Regions from separate parts of the Homo sapiens genome. Here region 2 is linked to region 1. A link is an interaction called in ENCODE POLR2A ChIA-PET data of the cell type or tissue named here. Cell type or tissue: CD4-positive, alpha-beta T cell. All regions are shown on one strand.

The links. Peaks named below come from ENCODE experiments on the same cell type or tissue, not always from the same donor. Only the 100,000 strongest peaks of a DNase experiment are listed, where the experiment ranks them.
Region 2: POLR2A ChIA-PET joins it to region 1 with 6 read pairs; 1 of 35 experiments calls an interaction of 5 or more read pairs at or near these places.

The regions. Positions count from the first base shown.
Region 1 is chr9:5,844,027-5,846,526 of GRCh38, reverse strand. It overlaps a transcript of ERMP1 not described here. Among named protein-coding and RNA genes, the nearest start is that of ERMP1, 12 kb to the right of the region's middle. RefSeq lists enhancers at 1,645-1,764, 1,895-2,014. In CD4-positive, alpha-beta T cell, no CTCF peak of the experiment used is centred here; a DNase peak (open chromatin) is centred at 1,546; H3K4me3 peaks cover 739 bases; H3K27ac peaks cover 1,087 bases.
Region 2 is chr9:4,237,803-4,240,302 of GRCh38, reverse strand. The region is part of intron 2 of GLIS3 (GLIS family zinc finger 3); the gene reads left to right. Among named protein-coding and RNA genes, the nearest start is that of GLIS3-AS2, 60 kb to the left of the region's middle. RefSeq lists an enhancer at 1,824-2,343. In CD4-positive, alpha-beta T cell, no CTCF peak of the experiment used is centred here; no DNase peak of the experiment used is centred here; H3K4me3 peaks cover 259 bases.

The DNA.
Region 1 (2,500 bases):
ACATTGCAAAGTACTTTGGCAGCTACAAACAGCTTCCCCATACTTATATCATTTAATTTTCAGGGTAACCCTGTGAAATGGCCAAGGGAGGTTTTAATATCTCTGTTTTTACAGATGAGGAAACAGCCTCAGAGGGATGAAATGACTTCCTTAAGGTCACACAGCAAATTAGTAGCAGAGCTAGGATTTGAGCCCAGATCTGTGGGCCACTGGGTGGGTGGCGGGGGAGGGGTCTTGCTCTACTTTTGGCAGGCTTCCAGTAAGACTGTCCATCTGGTGCCTTAATAGTGACATGGATGCAGGCTGCTTTTGCTTGCTGTCCCTGGCCTTGCCTCTGGCCTTACCTTTAAGCTGTCCCTAGCTCCCAGAATATTTACCATCTTGCTTCACAAAGTGTGGTTACCTAGTGAGGTAAAGCACAGCATGAACATGAGCAGGGGCTGTGTTAGGGGTGCAGAATCCACCCCACCCAACCTCTCCAGACCCAGATCCCCAGGTAGCACCTAAGCACAAACAAGTTCAAGAAGCACTGACTGGCCACATTTGCCCATCCAGGCCTGCCTGACACTCCAAAGTGGCTTCTTCTCTGCCCTTCTCCCTGACCCAAACACTCCGAGGGCCTGAACAACAGTTACACTAATTGCCTCCCTCCTGGAACTTCCCCTTACACCTGTCCATGGTTCTGTGGCCTCAAAAATACTCCTCAGGCCTACTGAGTTCTCCTCAGTCTCCTCACAAAAATACCCAAAGAGCCCTTAGCAAGGCGTGCTCTCCTGAGGCAAGAGTTGACTCCACTGTCTGCTCTAAGAGGGCACCCTACAACCTCTCTTTGGTGTGATCAAGGAGAACCAATTTGAGTGGTTTCTTTTCTTCACTAGAGAATCTGTGGCAGAAATAACAAAAGACACTGGTAGCAAATGGAAGGGAGTGATGAGGTGGAGTGCAGTTAATCCACAGGCTGGAAGAACTCCAGATAATCTATCGATCGATCAATCAATCAATCAATCAGGAGTTAGTTTTGTGAAAGAAAAAGAGAAGATAACTTGAATAAGTTATTCTCTCTCTCTCTTCATCCTCCTCCCCACTCCCTCAAACTTTAAGAAAGTTACTTTTAATATTATTATTATTTTGAAATGGGGTCTTGCTATGTTGCCCAGGCTGGTCTTGAACTCCTGGTTTCAAGTGATCCTCCCGCCTTGGCCTCCCAAGTAGCTGGGATTATAGGCACAAGCAAAAACACCTGACAAGAAACTTCCTTTTAAGAGCACAGATAATTTGTCAAATCCTCTCAGAGTCACAGGTCAGGGGCATTAAAACTTTAAGAAGAAACAATGATTTATAAAAAAATTAAACCACCACCACCACAACAACAAAAAAAAAAAACACTGAAAGTTTCCCAATGGAAACAAAAACAAAACACGATGATTCAAGTTTTAGGCTCGACAAATGCAAGTTTAAGTTTCAAAGGCCCTATACTGCCCCAAGGAAGAGCTGGCGGGGGTGGGGGGACATTTTCCCCTGTTCGCTTTGGCAGGAAACCAAGCTAAACTACCAGAGGGGCCAGGACACATCCTGCCCTCTGAAGAAAACCACAAGGCTGACATGCTCAAAGCAGCCATAATTTTTGGTAGACCAGTTGGGAAGAATGTGGTATTTGTTGACTTTTGTTTCTGTAGCAGATGGTGACTTTAGAAGACCTGAGGTTCACAACCAGAAAACTTGACTGTCAACTGGAAATATATTTATGGTTTCCTGCAAGGCTGATAAAGTTGAAAAATCCACCCATATATAAACAAAAAGGGGATGAGGAGGGGTGCAGGAGGTATGCCCAGGCTTCTTCCAGAGGAGTTCCTGCTCTTCTGACCAAGCGGCTCCTTGACAGTTCTCCGCAAAGGTGACGGCAGAAGTTTCTCTTTAGTTCTCACAAAGATTGACTGTAATCTTCTCTGCTAGGGCCAGGCGTGGTGGCTCACGCCTGTAATCCCAGCACTTTGGGAGGCCAAGGAGGGTGGGTCACTTGAGCCTAGGGGTTTGAGACCAGCCTGGAAACATGGCAAAACACCATCTCTACTAAAAATACAAAAATTAGCCAGGCATGGTGGTACATGCCTATAATAAGAGCTACTCAGAAGGCTGAGGCACAAGAATCACTTGAACCTGGGAGACAGAGGTTGCAGTGAACTGAAATCGCATCACTGCACTATAGTCTGGGGTGACAGAGCAAGACTCTGTCTTGAAACAAACGAACAAACAAACAAAAAAACACAAAATCTTCTCTGCTAGGCAGCCTGTGGCTACTTGGCCACTTACATCTGAGTCTGGGCAGAAAGAGCTGGAAGGCTGCAGGAAGGAAGTCTCAGGATGTAGGATGTTAGTGTTTTCCAGGACAGGGTGTCTAATTTTAAGAGGAAAGATTTTTTTCCTTACCCCTGGTAAGGAAATGTATGTTTGATTGTAGGTCTGACTGAGATTCTTCTCCCGGAAATGCCATCATACTTCA
Region 2 (2,500 bases), 1.6 Mb after region 1:
TGAACTGCCCATGTGAGGATCTAGGTTGTGCGTTCCTTATGATAATCTAACTAATGTCTGATGATCTGAGGTGGAACAGTTTCATCCCGAAACCATCCCCCCCCCCCACCTCCCCCACATCTGTGGAAAAATTGTCTTCCATGAAACTGGTCCCTGATGCCACAAAGGTTGGAGACCGCTGCTTTAGATGGTGAATTAATTGTAAGAAGGATAAAATATGTGTCCACTACTTACATACTATAATTTTATCTATCTTCAGTTGGAACTGAAAAAAAAATCAAGTTAAATGGTTGCAGAAATAATTCAACGTAAAAAAAGTGAAGTTAGAAAAAAGTAACTTAATAATGACTAAAATAAGGCAGATGAGTTTGAGATGGGGCTGTTATCCTTTATTCCTGTAAAGGTCTAATGATACAGAGTTAGGAAATACAAAGTGCCATTTGCAAACACTCCTGAAATCTAATGACCGTGGTAGATGATACAAATCAACCACAGTTCTTTTATCTACTGCATTTAGACATAGCTTCAAAATACTTTGTAATCAGCTGTTGGTCTTTTTAAATGAAAACCTATTTAGTGTCCTAGATGCAATCTAATAAGGGAGGGAAGTAGGTAATGGAAAAGTCAGAAACAATCTTTAGATCACTTATTCAGATCCAGTATAGCCTCCAAAGCGTAGACCTTCTGTTACATTGAATTTATAGAAAGCTAGAGCACATCAGTATGGTGGTTCTCAACCTTGATACCAAGATCTCAATGACTGATGTGTTGGGATGGTTGTCACAAATGTTTTCTCATTAATGATGAAGTAGAGTTTGCTCTAGGTCTCTAGGAATAGCCCCAACCCTGCAGCCTGTAATCTAGGTTCGTTCATTGGAATACGAATACAGTAGTCTAACAACTTCATCTTCCTCATCGCAGAGAAAAAAAAAAAGTCGTGAACGTCTATGGGTTAAGAGAACATTTTTTTTGGTTTTTTTTTTAATTATACTTTTAAGTTTTAGGGTACATGTGCACAACGTGCAGGTTTGTTACATATGTATACATGTGCCATGTTGGTGTGCTGCACCCATTAACTCGTCATTTAGCATTAGGTATATCTCCTAATGCTATCCCTCCCCCCTCCCCCCACCCCACAACAGTGCATGCACATGTATGTTTATTGCGGCACTATTCACAATAGCAAAGACTTGGAACCAACCCAAATGTCCAACAATGATAGACTGGATTAAGAAAGTGTGGCACATATACACCATGGAATACTATGCAGCCATAAAAAATGATGAGTTCATGTCCTTTGTAGGGACATGGATGAAGCTGGAAACCATCATTCTCAGCAAACTACTGCAGGGACAAAAAACAACGTTTGTTTTGAATTGGCTGCCTCGTGGTGAAAAAGTCACTGCAGTAGCTGCTGTGGCTATAGTAGTCTTAGTAGTTAGAGTCCATCTCTCTGCTGGTCATTTCAAAAGTCTTAACCCCAGGGAAAGCTTGACTCACGGAATGCTTTGGGACATTAGTGCTGAAGGATTTAATTAAAGCCAACTCTGGAAGAAAGATGTCAAGTGGGCACACAGTATAGTGGATAAGAAGGTGTCTGACTCATGAGGAATGACACACAGACAGAACATGTGCTCAGTAAATTTTGTTTTGTTTTGTTTTTGGTTATGAAGAACTGAGAGAACACTGGCAAAACTTATTCTACTTCCCAGAAAGGGTTAAGCTTTCTTTGGTTGCTTCACACGGGCCTTCTGAGTTCAGGTAGCCACGGTGGTTTTAGCACTGTAAGTTGGGGGCATATTTGGCACTTTTTAAAAATTATTGTAAACTGCTAGGTCTAGGTGTATTTCAGGAAGGAAGTTAGAATGTTGGGGGATGATTTACATCTTCTCTCATGTGGGTAGACTCTCTCATTCTCAAATAGAATGGAGTATATTCACGGTCATATTCTTCCTCTCCACCAAAACAACAATTCCCTCTCCTTCTGTGTCATCTATTCTGGGCAGAGCTTAGGGGTGGGGGAGGATTAAATACTGAGTTCTATTAAGAGATCACCTCCCTCCTTTTGGCCTTCCTTTTAGCCACATTGTTTCGGTCTCTCAGGAAGCTCTTTGCGCAGCGGGAGGGGGCAGGGAATAAACTTTATGTAAAGTAGGAACGAGAAGTCCCAGTTGCTTTTTTACGGAGTGGTCCTAAAGGCTTACTCCTGACTTTGTGCTCACTGGTATAGAAGCAGGACAGGGTGGCAACAGGAAATTCCTGAGGAAAATTTCTGGTCTAGAACATTCCTAGGTAGAAATTCTGAGGAAGTTCTGGACAGTCCCTGCTCAAAGGGAGAATAAGGGGAACATGGAAAGGATTCATCTTGTCCCTTGCAGCTGCTGGGCTAGTGAATTAACTAGGGAAGGGAAAGTTGTTTAAAGCCACATCAAACTGATAAAATGCTGAAGCTGGAGAGAACTGGGAAAGACAAAATGTGCTTACAGTGTGTCCCAAAACA